2 separate regions of the Homo sapiens genome follow, and region 2 is linked to region 1. The links are chromatin loops, found by intact Hi-C in ENCODE. Cell type or tissue: psoas muscle. All regions are shown on one strand. Region 1 overlaps DNAH3 (dynein axonemal heavy chain 3). Region 2 overlaps DNAH3 (dynein axonemal heavy chain 3).

Region 1 (8,000 bases):
TTAGCAACATCACATAGCAAGAGTTAATACCAATTTGAAATATCCAAGCAGGGGCAGCAGCATGGAAAGGTCTTGGCTGGATGTGAAACCCAAATGCTAAAGGTTCTTAGCAAAATAAAGGAAGGGGAAGGAAATTAGTGTTTTGGAGTAAGTTTAAACAATGAGGTGTTACTTTTTGCTTTTAAAATACATATATTTTTTGACAGAGTCTCACTCTGTTGTCCAGGCTGGAGGGCAGTGGCACTATCCTGGCTCACTGCAACCTCCACCTCCTAGGCTCAAGTGATCCTCCCACCCCAGCCTCCCAAATAGCTGGGACTACAGAGCATGCCACCATGCCTGGCTAATTTTTTGCATTTTCAGTGGAAATGAGGTTTAACCATGTTGCACAAGCTGGTCTTGAATTCCTGACCTCAAACAATCTGCCTGCCTCAGCCTCCCTCTCATATCTCCATTCACCTTTCCCCGATGGTTAATATTTCATGGCTTTTGTGAAGCACTTTTAATTACTACTATAGCAGATTCTAAAACCAATAATAACAATTTTTTTCTTTTTTCTTTTTCTTCTCATTTTTTGTAGAGATGGGGTCTCACTATGTTGCCCAGGCTGGTCTCAAACTGCTAGGCTCAAGCAGTCCTCCCACCTTGGCCTCCCCAAATGCTGGGATTACAAGTGTAAGCCATTGCAACTGGTCAAAAACAAAACAAAACAAAAAGCTATTGATATGCTAATTGTACATCCATTATATGCCAGGCATTATGTTAGCCACTGTATATTATCTCACTGAATTTCCACAATCACCTTCCAGGGTATCCATTATTACCCCTGTGTCACAGGAGTTACTGTTGAGGCTTAGAAAAGTCCTGTATCATATCTAAGGTTCCACTGGCTAAGTGCAGGTTTCAGATCCTCAAAGCCTGTATGTGTTCCAATCTCCAAACGACAGGAGGCACAGCTCTAAGTTCAGGGAATTAAAGGTACGCATGACTAACATCCACATGATGGTCTGACCTTTCCCTCACTCTTCTATTTCAGGACCCCTCTTCTTACTGAATGCTGAGCAAATTGCGGAGGAGATAGGGAATATGTGGAGGACAACGTATAAACTGATCAAGACCTTGTCTGATGTGCCTGCACCCAGGCGCTTAGCAGAGAATGTGAAGATCAAGATCGATAAGTTCAAGCAGTACATTCCCATCCTCAGTATTTCCTGCAACCCAGGAATGAAAGACCGACACTGGCAGCAGGTTTCTATCAATCACTGCCCGCCCCCAAGCAGCGCAGCCCAGGCCTGGCCCTGACTGTCCTTGGGAAGGCAGGAAACATTACTAGGTCAAGCTTCTCCTTTCCGAAAGGAGACTCTATTTAAGGGCAAAGGGATAGCAAATGAGAGTGGCAAGACTTCTGAAGGAAGAGAATGAACTCCCTGCCCCCTGGACAGGTTGGCCCTTTCCTTGGAACCCCCATTGGTCGTGGTTCGTTGAGTGTTGTTCGAGCCAATGACCACAAAGGGTCTCCTTCCTGCTTCCTAAGCAGATGGGCTTTTGGAGGCCAAGAGCCTCCAAGGTGCAACAGGGATGTTCAATACAGTGAGAGGACCTTGATTTGCTCCTTGACCTAGGATACACAAAAAAGAAAGTCACATCTCTCCCTGGGGGTTGCTAATAATACCAGATGATTCCCACTTAGGATGACTTTGGTGTGGCATTTTATTGTCAAACAGGTTCAGAAATAACTTTGCACTCCTCTTTCAGCCCTTTGGGCCTACAAATTAGAAAAATAAATATTCTCCTTAAAAATAGCTGGGATTTTTATAAGGAACCAAGTGTGAGGGTGATAAGTGTGGTGTGAACACTAAGCAGAAAAAAGAAAACTCACTGTGTTTCTAAAATAATTGTCACTTCCAAGGGCTAGCAATGGCCTTGAAACATCCTTTACCAGGAGTCGCTCTGTATGGAATTAGAAGTGAAAATGGCTTTCTTTGGGAAGATTCTTCTCTGACTTGGCCTGTAATTCCCCCTCTCAGAACCACATTCAAGACCAGGCACGGTGGCTCAAGACCATAATCCTAACACTTTGAGAAGCTGAGGCAGGAGGATAGTTTGAGCCCAGCCTGGGCAACATAGTGAGACCCCCATCTCTCCCTAATTAATTAATTAATATTAGCTAGGTGTAGTGGTGCACATTTGTGGTCCAGTAACTTGGGAGGCTGAGGTGGGAGGATTGCTTGGGCCAAGGATGTCAAGGCTGCATTGAGCCATGATCGTGTCACTGCACTCCAGCCTGGGTAACGGGGGGACAAAAAAGCCACGTATAAGACTGAGGAAATTCTCTCTGAAAGGACCCAATGACAACACAGTGACAAGGAGCACTTTGTTCTCCCTAGGAAGAGAGAGGAAGACTCTCTTAATACATGAGAGAGTCAGGGTCTTTTTGTAGGGAGAAGCTACTTTCAGTTTCCCAAAAAGTCTTGAACTGGAGACCTAACCAAAGGATGGGGTGATGTATAGACAAGAGATAGGCTGTCTGAGTAGACCTCTGTTTTTCTTTTTTTTTTTTTTTTTTTTTGAGGTGGAATCTCACTGTGTCACCCAGGCTGGAGTGCAGTGACATGATCTCGGCTCACTACATTCAAGCAGTTCTCCTGCCTCAGTCTCCTGAGTAGCTGGGATTGCAGGCACGTGCCACCATGCCCTGCTAATTTTTGTATTTTTAGTAGAGATGGGGTTTCACCATGTTGGCCAGGCTGGTCTTGAACTCCTGACCTCAAGTGATCCACCCGCCTCAACCTCCCAAAGTTCTGGGATTATAGGCATGAGCCACCGTGCCTGGCTGGGATATTTTTTAATTGTAATTTTAATTAATTGATTTTTAAAATAGAGATGGGGGGGGTCTTACTATGTTGCCCAGGCTGGTCTCAAATTCCTGGCCTCAAGTGATCCTCCTGCCTTGGCCTCCTAAAGTGCTGGGATTACAGGCGTGAGCCACAGTGCCTGGCCATGACTTCTGGTTTTGAAACGCCCCAGCAGAGGGATCCGCAGAGGAGGAGTTGCTGTCAGCTGGTGCTCACGGGGTGCCTCTCTCTACGGACCCAGCCTAACTAGGACTTTGACCTGCATCGGGGGGATGGGGGGGTTAGGGAGCTTAGGTGGGACAGGTGGCCTCTGGTAGTGCCAGGTTTCTCTATGAGATGGCACTATCAAGAGTGTCCTTGTCGATGGCATTTGGAGAACATGCCGCGGGGCCGGGAAAGCCATCTGCTCCACCTGGTGCTTCCTCTATGATGCTATTCTTGTATGTGGGCACTCAGAAAATCCCAACCAGGCCAAGCGAGGTAGCTCACACCACTAATCTCAGCACTTTAGGAGGCCGAGACAGGAGGATCACTTGAGGCCAGGAGCTTGAGGCCAACCTGGGCAACATAGTGTGACCCATCTATTTAAAAAATTAATTAATTTAAATTTAAAAAATCCCAGTCAGGTGCCGTGGCTCACGCCTATAATCCCAGGACTTTGAGAGGCCGAGGCAAGTGGATCGCTTGAGCCCAGGAGTCTGAGAACCAGCCCGGGCCAACACTGCAAAACCCCATCAAGAAATACAAAAAAATTAGCCGGGCGTGGTGGCACATGCCTGTAGTCCCAGCTGCTAGGGAAGCTAAGGTGGGAGCATCACTTGAGCCTGGGAGGTTGAGGCTGCAGTGAGCTGTGATTGCGCCACTGCAGTCTAGCCTGGGCAACAGAGAAAGACCCTGTCTCAATAAATAAATAAATAAATAAATAAAGTAAAAAAATTCTAACCATAATAATAATGATGATATTGAAAATGTACTGAGTACCAGCTATGGTGCTGGGTACTGTGTTGTATACTTTATTTGGATTCTCACATTTCACCCTTAAAACAGGCCTTTGAAGTGGAGATTATTATTATCTCCATTTCACGGATTGGAAAACTGAGACTTGGAGAGATGAATTGTCAGATGGCTAGTTGGTGGTGGGAAAGGGGATTGGAATTTTTCTACACTGTTTGACTCAGCCTGGAAAAGTCAAAAAGGCAAAAAAGGTCCGGTCAGAGGAAGGGAGCGGGCAGTAGGGGGCAGTAAACCACAGTGAGAGAGGGCCGGGGAGCACAGCCCTAGGACAGTGGCTCCCAAGGAGTGAGCCCCTAAATGGAAGCCCAGTGGGCTGAGCAGTTAAGAGGCAAGTTCAGAAAGGACAAAGGCCCCTAGATACTCTCCGGACTGCCCCTAGGCAGAGCCCATTCCTCCCTGCAGTGTATGTAGGTCACACCACAGGCCGCCCTGGGGACAGCCCCAGGCCTGGGGATGTCATTCTCTGCCCTGATGCCTAACTTAGGAGATCCACTGCCACAGATGCTAGCTCTGGCAGGGGGATCTGAAGGATGAGCCATCTGTAGCACTCAAGTCTAGAAGCTGGATCTTCTGAAGCAAGGCCATGGCTGTGCTGGGGGTTCTGGTCATTTACAGAACGTAGGTAGAAAAAGTTAGAGCCTTACGTTTGGGGCACAGACTTTATAGATAACAGCAAAGGGGTTGCTACTGTGGTTTCAAACGAAATGGAAGCCACAAATCTAAAAGGCTTTTTGGATCACTACACTAAGGTGCATTTCTGATGTCCTATTTGCAATTAGTGTTATTTTGGTTATTTTTTCATCATGTGCCTATAACACTCTTGGTCTTCCAAGACCGTTATTTCAACGGTAACTACTTCTGGGTTCCTTGCTTTTGTGCTTTCTGAGTCATTATAAAAAAATCTCCTGGTCTGGCCAGGTGCAGTGGCTCACGCCTGTAATCCCAACACTTTGGGAGGCCGAGGCAGACAAATCACCTGAGGTCAGGAGTTCGAGAGCAGTCTGGCCAACATGGCGAAACCCCATTTCTACTAAAAATACAAAAATTAGCCGGGCGTGGTGCCATGCGCCTGTAATCCCAACTACTTGGGAGGCTGAGGCAGGAAAATCATTGGACCCAGGAGACAGAGGTTGCAGTGAGCCGAGATTGCGCCATGGCACTCCAGCCTGGGTGACAGAGCGAGACTCTCTCTCAAAAAAAAAAAAGTATGGAAAAAGAAAAATTTAAAAAATAATAAAAATTTAAAAAATAATAAAAATTTAACTGTTAAAAAAAAAGCAAGATGGAACAAGGTAACATTTGATCTTAGGGAGAAACTGCACTGATAGATGCCAAAACTGGCCCTCTGTGACTAGTACAAATATAACGTGAGCCATTTGTGTTAATTTTTTTTTTTTTTTGAGATGGAGTCTCACTCTGTTGCCCAGGCTGGAGTGCAGTGGTGCGATCTCGGCTGATTCCTGCCTCCACCTCCCGGTTCAAGCTGTTCTTTTGCCTCAGCCTCCCAAGTAGCTGGGATTGCAGGCACCTGCCACCGTGCCCAGCTAATTTTTGTATTTTTAGTAGAGACAGGGTTTCACCTGTTTGACAGGCTGGTCTTGAACACCTGACCTCAAGTGATCCGCCCGCCTCAGCCTCCCAAAGTGCTGGGATTACAGGAGTAAGCCACTGCACCCAGCCAATAATTTTAAAGTTTCTAGTAGCCACATTTTACAAAGTAAAAGGGACTGGGCATGATGGCTCACACCTGTAATCCCAGCATTTTTGGGAGATCAAGGTGCGAGGATTGCTTGAGTATAGGAGTTCAAGACCAGCGTGGAAAACATAGCGAGACCCCATCTCTACAAAAAAATTTTTAAAAAGAAAAAGGTTAGCCAGGCATGGTGTTGTATGCCAGTGGTCCCAGCTGCTCAGGAGGTCGAGGGAGGAGGACCACTTGAGCCTGGGAGGTCAAGGCTGCAGTGAGTCATGATCACACCACTGCACTTCAGCCTGGGCAACAAAGCAGGACCCTGTCTAATTAAAATTAGCTGGGTGTGGCGGCTCACTCCTGTAATGTGACTACTTTGGGAGGCTATGGTGGGAGGATCGCTTGAGGCCAGGAGTTTGAGACCACTTTGAGCAACACAGCAAGACCCTATCTCTACAATAAATTTAAAAATTAGCCAGGCAAGGTGGTGTGTGCCTGTGGCCCCAGCTACTGGGGAGGCTGATGTGGGAGGATTGCTTGGGCCTGGGAGGTCAAAGCAGCAGTGAGCTATGATGGCACTGTGTTGCCTGGGAGACAGAGTGAGACTGTCTCAAAAAATTTTTTTAATTTAATTTAAAAATAAATTCCTCAGTCACACTAGCCACATCTCTGGTGCTCAACAGCCACCTGCCACTCGTGGCTGTTATGCTGAGCAGTGCAGATAAAAAGAACATCTCCATCATCACAGAAGGTTCTACTGGACAGCACTGCCTCGGACAACAAACATTTGCTTTCCTCTTTTCTTTGCAGATCAGTGAGATTGTTGGCTATGAGATAAAGCCCACCGAAACGACCTGCCTCTCAAATATGCTCGAATTTGGATTCGGCAAATTCGTTGAAAAGTAAGGGCTTATCCCCTCCTTCAGATAAGGTTTTGGTCAAAGGATCTGTAAGTTCCCACAGTGATCTGATTGGCTCCATATCGGGCTGTTTGTTTTTTTTTCCTTGTGGCGTAGGGTGGCTTAAGGCTATTTAATTACCTGCAGCTACCAACTCGTATTGGTGAAGCTTCTGTTTTTTAGCTGCAGAGCTGCTGATGGGTTGTGACTAGAAAATTGAGTCATGGATTTTATTTCAAAGGGTTTTTTTTTTTTTTAATGTTCTTTGAACCTGAGCTTCAAGCCCAGCTCTCAGTGATTGGGGGCAAAACCATTCAGCCTTTCTGTGCCTCGGTTTCCTCTTCTTTAAACAAACAAAGCAACAACCGTCTCTGAGCTTTAAGATTGTGTGAAACCTGGTCCAATAAGAAGTCTCTTCTCGCCTGGGCACAGTGGCTCATGCCTGTAATTTCAGCACTCTGGGGGGCCGAGGCAGGCGGACCACTTGAGGTCAGGAGTTCAAGACCAGCCTGGCCAACATAGTGAAACCCCCGTTTCTACTAAAAATACAAAAGCTAGCCAGGCATGGTGGCACATGCCTGTAGTCCCAGCTACTCAGGAAGCTAAGGCCAGAGGATCGCTCGAACCCAGGAGGTGGAGGTTGCAGTGAGCCAAGATAGCGCCATTGCACTACAGCCTGGGTGACAGTGTGAGACTCCATCTTAATTTAAAAAAAAGAAAAAAAAAGAAGTCTTTTCTCTTGCTTTCTTCCCTTCTCCAAATTCCCCTGGAGTTTGTGTGTGAGAATTTTACCATTTGGATGCTACCTCTAGAACAGAGCTTCTCAGGACCCTACTTGCTTTTTCACACTTCCTTCAGGGCGATGGGTGGGGAGATGTTGCATTGCCTGGACTGGAGACCCTGTTAGGTGAGTGTGGCACCCAGATCTGCTGCATCAGCGTCAGCTAGGAACTAGCTAGAATGCACGTTTTCAGGCCCCACCCAACCCACATAATCAAATTCTGCAGATGGGCCCTGCAGTCTGCATTTTAACAAATCCTTCAGGTCAGCACTGTCCAAAGCAGCATCCACTGGCCACATGTGGCCATTGAGCCCCTACAGTGCAGCTAGTCTGAATTAGATGTGCTGTAAGTATAAAATACAGGCTGGATTTCGAAGACATACTACAAGAAAAAAGAATGCAAAATACCTAACAATTTTTAATACTGATTAGTATTGAAATGATAATATTTTGGATATATTGAGTCAAATACATTATTGGAACTAATTTCACCTGTGTCTTTTAATATTTTTAAAATGTGGCTACTAGAAACTTTATTTTATTTTATCTTATTTTATTTTGGAGACGGAGTCTCACTTTGTCACCCAGGCCAGAGTGCAATGGCACAATCTCGGCTCACTGCAACCTCCTCCTCCCAGGTTCAAGTGATTCTCCTGCCTCAGCTTCCCGAGTAGCTGGGGTTACAGGTGCCCGCCACCATGCCTGGCTAATTTTTGTATTTTTGGTAGAGACGGGGTTTCACCACATTGGCCAGGCTGGCC
Region 2 (8,000 bases), 51 kb after region 1:
TGAATTTTGTATTTTTAGTAGAGACGGGTTTTCACCATGTTGGCCAGGCTGGTCTCGAACTCCTGAACTCAGGTGATCCACCCACCTCGGTCACCCAAAGTGCAGGGATTACACAGGGATTCTGGCCTAGCCAGAAATTATGTTTTATAAATAGCATTTTCATTTGTAATTGTAGAAAAGTTTTGGTGCAAGAAAAATAAGGTCTGGAATTTTTCAAAGATCTCTGTTGTTGATACATCTCATTTTAGGAAAATGTTGAGGTCATATATCTGATACTTTATCCTTTCCACTTTCTTTTAAATTCTTTTTAACAGGGAATTATATCTGATTTATTTCCTGGAGTTGTTCTTCCAAAGCCAGACTATGAAGTTTTTCTGAAAGTGCTGAATGATAACATCAAAAAGATGAAACTCCAGCCAGTACCTTGGTTTATAGGGAAAATTATCCAGGTTGGTTCCTTAGCCCATATAAATGTGCCTGTTTTACTGTTTGCTGAAGTCAGCAAACAGTAAAGTCTTATAGGAGATTGGAACTGAAGTGACAGCAATCAGAGGTGCCTGTGTAGAAATGCAAGTAAAACATTAGCTGGGCGTAATGGCCTATGCCTGTAGTCCCAGCTACTTGAGAGGCTGAGGTGGGAGGATCGTTTGAGCCCAGGAGTTCGAGGCTGCAGTGGGCTATGATCATACCACTGCATTCCAGCCTGGGTGACAGAGTGAGACCCTGACTCTTAAAAAAAAGAAGAAAGAAATGGAGGTAAAACAAACAACCAAAACCAAAAAACCCACTTACTTACTCCATCAGTTTTTGTGTTTGTTTGTTTGTTTGTTTGTTTTTGAGATGCAGTCTTGCTCTGTTGCCCAGGCTGGAGTGCAGTGGTGCAATCTTGGCTCACTGCAACCTCTGCCTCCCAGGTTCCAGCGATTCTCCTGCCTCAGCCTCCTGGGTAGCTGACATTACAGGTGCGTGCCGCCACCCCCCAGCTAATTTTTGTACTTTTTGTAGGGATGGGGTTTCACCATGTTACCCAGACTGGTCTCAAACTCCTGACCTCAGGTGATCCACCCACCTCAGCCTCCCAAATCCCATCATTTTTTGCTGTGAGATTTTAGGCAAATTAGTTCACCTCTTTTATCCTCAGTCCTCTGTAAAATGGAGTCATTTTGAGAGAAGAGGTGTGTAAAGTGCTACACATAGTACCTGATACTATATCATTATCAACTCCACCATCTCCGTCATCATCAGCAGCACCATTGGCATCATCATTTCCCAAAGTCACAATGTGAGTTACAAGTGAAGTTAGGACCCAGGTCTCCAGATTCTGAGATCACACTGCCTTGTGGTAAAAACAATCATTCTTTTTCCTACTGTATTAGCAAGTGAGCTAATTTTTGACACAACTCATTTAACCCAATTTTGAACCCCAATTTATGATTGAGATTTTGCAGAAGGACCATTCTTTAACTAGGCATGAACTTTAATTTTCAATATTTTATTATGAAAAATTTTAAACATGCAGAAAAATTGAACGAAACGTACGCAGAACATTCATGTACTCACCACCCAGATTTTACAATTAATATTTTATACTATTTGTTTTATTTTTTATCCATCCGTCCATCCATCCATCTTACTTTTTGATATATTTCAAAGTAATTTGCGGATCTACAGATGAACTTTCATGTAGCTTAGTACCAATTTACAAAAACAAGGTAATATTTTCAAAAACAAGGGTTCTGGAGCTACCTGCCCTTTTACTTATTGATGTCTCAATGTGAGGAAGAATGTGAGAGGCTATTGAATCTTTAATGTTTTCCTCTCTTATTCGTTTTTTATTTTAAACAGTCTCCCTCCATTACCCAGGCTGGAGTGCAGTGACGTGATCTCAGCTCACTGCAACCTCCACCTCCCAGGCTCAAGCGATTCTGCTGCCTCAGCCTCTCGAGTAGCTGGGATTACAGGCATGTGCCACTATGCCCGGCTAATTTTTGTATTTTTAGTAGACATGGGATTTCACCATGTTGGCCAGGCTGGTCTCAAACTCCTGACCTCAAATGATCCCCCCACCTTGACCTCCCAAAGTGCTGGGATTACAGGTGTGAGCTACCCAGCCCAGCCTTCCTCTCTTATTTCTGATGCACAGTCAAGCTTTCAAACCACCTGAATGTCAACCCTACTTAATGGTTAGGGATTTTGTATTGTTCTCTGCTCTGTAACTTTCAAACAGTAGCTTTCAAACCTACCTGAATGTCAACCCTACTTAATGGTTAGGGATTTGTTTGTTTTGTTCTCTGCTCTGTCTACAGCACCCAGAACAGTGTCTGGCACATAGTAGATGCTCAAAAAATATTTGCTGAATTACATGTGTTCCTTTCTCTACCACTCCCGTTGTCACTACCTTCATTTAGATGCTTCTTATTACTCACCTCCAAGGTGAAAAATAATAAGAACTTAATCTTTAAAATACAAAGCTGCTTGTGTTCCCTTTCTCTGAGGGAGTCACAGTCTAAAGGAGCAAATTTGTTTAAACCATAAAATTCACATAAATGCAAATGACCAAAGCAGTTAGATCTCAAGAAAGAAAGTTTCCAGGAGAAACACAATTTGCTAAAATGACCGCCATTTTCTTTTTCTCTTTAAAAATAAATGGCAATAGTGTCATGAAAATATTAGAGGCGTTAAAGTCAAATAGCCCTGTCTGCAAATTCTGGCTCCATCACTGATGAACTTGGGCAAGTATTTAACCTCTCTTGGGCTCAGTCTTACCCTTTGTAAAAGGTGGTCAATGATATTGGAGTAGATTAAATAATTTGGGTTATCAGTTGATTCTTAACACATAGACAAGTACAGAGCAAATGGTAGTTCCCATCCCTTAAATAATCTGAGACACACACATATATTTTTTCGTCTGAAAGATATGTAAACAATAGACCATGAAAAGAACCGAAGTTCTCCAGAGGTAGAAGCAACTGTGAGAATCCTCTTCTGACCCCTCATTCCTCATTGACTTCTGACTAACTCACAATGGGGGAGCGTTGCAATGATTAGCTTCTTTTATGAATGATGTCTCCTCCCAGATCTACGAAATGATGCTGGTGAGACATGGCTATATGATTGTAGGAGACCCCATGGGCGGCAAGACCTCTGCTTATAAAGTGTTGGCTGCAGCTCTCGGCGATTTACACGCAGGTAAAGCTCACATCCCTGGCTTCCAGGGAGGACAGAACTCCTCGCTCAGTTGGCTGGCTCCATGGAGATAATGCCAGGCTGCTAGTCTTGTCAGGCCTCGATCGTGACGTCAGAGCTAGAAATAGAACATGGCACACAGATGTCTGCAAGCAGAAAATAAAGGGTTGGGGGCGGGGTGCTTCTATAATAACAAGGGATTTCATGTGCATATCATTAAGGCCTGGAGGAATTGTCTCAAATGCTGAGCAGTGGTTTCTCCAAAGGTCCCCCAGTGAAAGAGAAACTCTTGTCATTGGCCTTAAAATTAGTCTAAAAGCAAATCACTGCATGGTTTTGCTTCTTTGCTTCTATTCTCTTCTTTTCCTGTTCCCTTCCCTTTAGTTTTTTCCCTCCCTCCTTCCCTTCTTTTCTTCTTTCCTTCCTTTTAAAGTCAAGGATAGGAGCTCCTGCTTTTGAATCAGACTCAGACTTGGGCAAATGACTAAACCTGTGTTATCCTCTGTTTTCCCAGCTGTAAAATGGGATTGTTATGAGAATTAAGTAACAGCATGCAGGTAAATAACTGAGCACAGTGCCTACGCAACAAATGGAAACTATGTTTCCTGCCAGAGAAACAGTTGTGGGTTTTTTCGTGTGTGTGTCTGTTTTGTTTTGTTTTTATAAAACACAAACCTATAGTTTCATAAAAGCATTTCCTTTTCGTGCATGCATTGCTTCAAGTTTTTCATTTAAAATTTTTTTTCTAATAACATTTGATGATTGGGTTTTTGAGGTTATGTTTTGGGGGTTATCCTAGCCTTAATAACTAATTTGGGCATCTCAAATTTAGATACAAATTTTGAGGCAGGGAACAGGGGCTCACACCCATAATCCCGGCATTTTGAGGGGCCAAGGCGGGCGGATCACTTCAGCTCAGGAGTTTGTGGCTGCAGTGAGCTATGATTGCGCACTGCACTGCAATTGCAGCCTGGGTGAGTGAGATCCAGTCTCAAAATAAAATAATAGAATATAATAAAATATAAAATATTTTTAGCATTTTAATATACCTTAAAGAAATATACCTTTAATATACCATTTTAATATACCTTAAGAAACTGAGTGAAGAAAAAGGAGGCTACCACTGTGTTTGCCTCAGGATGCTGCAGAGTAGTTCTTTTTTATTTATTTAATTATTTTTAATGGTTTTTAGAGATAGTGCAGTGGCACAGTCTCGGCTCACTGCAACCTCTGCCTCCTGGGCTCAAGCAATCCTCCTATCTCAGGCTCCCGGGTAGCTGGGATCATAGGCATGCACCACCATGCCCGCCTAATTTTTGTATTTTTTGTAGAGATGGGGTTTTGCCATATTGCGCAGGCTGGTCTCGAACTCCTGAGCTCAAGCAATCCTCCTGCCTCAGCCTCCCAAAGTGCTGAGATTACAGGCATGAGCCACAACACCTGGCCCAGAGGTGGTTCTTTATTTAGTTCATGACTCAAGCACTTCAACTTTTCCCTACTTTGAAGGATTCCATAAAAGCATTGTGATTTTTTTTTGTTATTAAATACATATGCTGTGCCATCCATCAGCCTGTACGTTCCAATTGAGTTTTAATACTCCAGCGTGTATTTCTTGGGAACAAATGACACTCACTGAGCAGTCAAGAACGATTTCGGGGCCAAACTAGCCCTTCAGAGACAGAAAAGTAACCATCATTTTTCAGAACCTTTTTACCTGTCAGCTGTTTCCCGTTTCCTCATTTCAAATCAAAGCCAAGGTTCTGATCTGTTCTTTTCATTTTTAATTTCTTCCTTCAGCCTGTTTGAGTTTGAAAAGCCAAGGTTCTTAGGGTGGCTGTGAGAGCAGGTACATAGAGGGCTGATAATAGGCGTCACTCTCCCTTCCTGCTTGAGTTCTGTGAGGGCAGTCAGATTTCTTTAGTCCTGGATTTTTTTTTTTTTCGAGACAGAGTCTTACTCTGTCGCCCAGGCTGGAGTGCAGTGGCATGGCCTCAGCTTACTGCAACCTCCACCTCCCAGGTCCAAGTGTTTCTCCTGCCTCAGCTTCCCAAGTGGCGAATGGCTGGGTTTACAGGCATGCGCCACCACGCCCAGCTAATTTTTGCATTTTTAGTGGAGACAGGGTTTCACCATATTGGCCAGGCTGGTCTCAAACTCCTGGCCTCTAGTGATCCACCTGCCTTGGCCTCCCAAAGTGCTGGGATTACAGGCGTGAGCCACTGTGCCCAGCAAGTAGTCCTGGATCTGACTGGCACATTTGCCCTATTTGAAAAGAGGATTGGAAGAAAGTATGGTGAGAAATCAAAGGCTATAATAACCCAATAATGTAAGGCATTGCCTATCCAGATGTCTCAGTCAGTCTTTTTTTTTTTTTTGAGAGACGGCTTCATTCTGTTGCTCAGGCTGAAGTGTGGTGGCACAATCATAGCTCACTGCAGCCTCCATTTCCCAGGTTCAAGTGATCCTCCCATCCTGGCCTCCCTGAGTATTGGGATTATGGGTGTGAGCTACTACAGCTCCTGGCCCCAGATCCCAATCTCTATAAAAACTGAGCACATGTTTTATAAGAAGGACTTCCCTCATATGGCATATTTATAAAAGTTGATTGGTTGTTGAGATGACATCATCTCTTGTTTAACCTTCTGGTCTCACCAGAGCCTTTATAACTGGTGTTGAACCTTCTTGCCCAGCCAATCAGATGGAGGAGTTTGCTGTGGAGTACAAGATCATCAACCCCAAGGCTATCACGATGGGGCAGCTGTATGGGTGCTTTGACCAAGTGAGCCACGAGTGGATGGATGGTGTCCTTGCCAATGCTTTCCGGGAGCAAGCGTCTTCACTCTCTGATGATCGCAAGTGGATTATATTTGATGGGCCAGTGGATGCTATTTGGATTGAAAATATGAACACTGTTCTGGATGACAATAAAAAGGTAAGTATTGACCCTGATATGACTTTTCCATGAGTGAGACATAAACTCTTTTATTGAAGTAAGTGATTGATCAAAACTATATAGAGACATACATTTATTATGTATGTATTCTGTATACATTAAGAATAAATGCCCCACAGGAGGATTATAGTAATCAATTCATGAATTATGCTCTGTTTGTACTTGTAGTTGGTAAGCTAAGCATGTTTAGAGACCACGTTGAATAGTGAGCCTTAGTGCTGGCATCAGTTTGGACTCCTAGCCCTGCAACTGAGCTGTGTTGTACTGAGCAAGTCACATCACTTCTCTGAATCTCAGTTTTCTCATTTGTAGAAAGGTAGTAATAAAATGAGGTTGTTGATACTTAAATGAGATTGCACATAGTACCTGCGGGATATGTTTTGGTTACTTATTGCTATATAACAAACTACCCTAATACTTAACGGCTTAAAACAACCATTTCTTTTCCTCATGATTTTGTGGGCTGGGAATTTTGAAAGGGCTCAGCTGGCCAGTTGGTCTCTCTTTTGATGTCAGCTGGGGCAGCTCAGGCTAGAAAATCCGCATTCAAGATGGCGTCTTCACTCAATGCCTGGTGGCACAATCATATTTGGCCCATCTTTCTCTCTCTCTTTTTCTTTCTCTCTAAAAATAATACCTCCTCTTCCAGGCCACTTCACATGGCTTGGGCTTTTCACTTGGTGGTGTCTTGGTAGTGGCGCTTCCTATGTGGTGGGTGATTTCCAAGAGTCAGGAAGTGGAAGTTTCCAAGATATTAAGAGCTATGCTTGAAACTGATAAGCATTACTTTCTCTGCATTCTGTTGGTCAAGGAACTCACAAGGCCTGACCAGGAAGTGGAAAAATAGACTTCACCTCTTGATGGAGGCAGACAGGTCACATTGCAAAAGTGCATATGGGCTGGGCCCTATAGGCTCACACGTGTAATCCTAACACTTCTAGAGGCTGAGACAGGAGGATTGCTTGAGCCCAGGAGTTCAAGACCAGTTTGAGCAACACAGTGAGCCATCTCTACAAAAAAAAAATTTGTTTTAATTAACTGGGCATGGTGGTAAGTGCGTGTAGTCCTGCTACTCAGGAGGCTGAGGTGTGAGGATCCCTTGAGTCTGGAAGTCATGGCTACTGTGAGCCTTCATTGTGCCACTGTGCTCCAAGCTGAGCAACAGAGAAAGACCTTGTCTCAAAAAAAAAGTGGGGGCATATGGGATGGAATTTATGTAACTTGCCCAACACAACACAGCTCAATAGTAGAGTTAGGAGTCCAAACTGATGCCAGGACCTTTGGAAAATATAGCAATCTTTGCAAAAATACCACCAATCTTTGGAAAAATAAGTAGAGTAGAGTGATAACACAGTAAGTATGGCGCCACAGTATGTATGGTGGCTAAAAGAGCTTGGACTCTGGAGCCAGAGAGCCTGGGTTCAAATCCTGGCCTTGCCACTTTCCAGCTATGTAACCTCAGACAAGCTATTTAGTCTCTTGATGCCCCAACTTCATCATCTGTAAAGTAGGGACGATAGCGTCTACCTTATACTGTTACGAAGATTAGATAAGTTACTATTTATACACCTCTTCTGATGGTGCCTGGCATATAGCAAGTGCTATATAACTGTTTAAAATAAAATTTATCATCATCTCAAGGAAGAATTCCTTCACTGGATATACATCATTATCAAATCAAAATATATTTTCTAACTGTGTTTAAATGTCACAAGACTAAGAGTGAGTCATGCTCAACAACGAAAGGGCTAATTATCCAAATTATACACATCCACTAATTATAGCATGTGCATAATTTTGATTATATAATATTCAAAAATGGAAATGTTTTATTACATGATATGGACTATATTATATAAAC

What was found. Peaks named below come from ENCODE experiments on the same cell type or tissue, not always from the same donor. Only the 100,000 strongest peaks of a DNase experiment are listed, where the experiment ranks them.
Region 2: a loop joins it to region 1, with 2.5 times the contacts of the local background. A loop is called at or near these places in 5 of 110 quality-filtered maps.

The regions. Positions count from the first base shown.
Region 1 is chr16:21,080,097-21,088,096 of GRCh38, reverse strand. It overlaps DNAH3 (dynein axonemal heavy chain 3), which reads left to right. Exons shown (of 62, transcript NM_001347886.2): 19 at 1,037-1,248; 20 at 6,370-6,461. Among named protein-coding and RNA genes, the nearest start is that of DNAH3, 67 kb to the left of the region's middle. In psoas muscle, a CTCF peak has its summit at 4,093 (motif pointing right); a DNase peak (open chromatin) is centred at 4,116.
Region 2 is chr16:21,029,163-21,037,162 of GRCh38, reverse strand. DNAH3 (dynein axonemal heavy chain 3) reads left to right here. Exons shown (of 62, transcript NM_001347886.2): 35 at 315-449; 36 at 3,078-3,189; 37 at 5,877-6,118. Among named protein-coding and RNA genes, the nearest start is that of DNAH3, 120 kb to the left of the region's middle. In psoas muscle, no CTCF peak of the experiment used is centred here; a DNase peak (open chromatin) is centred at 3,262; H3K4me3 peaks cover 660 bases.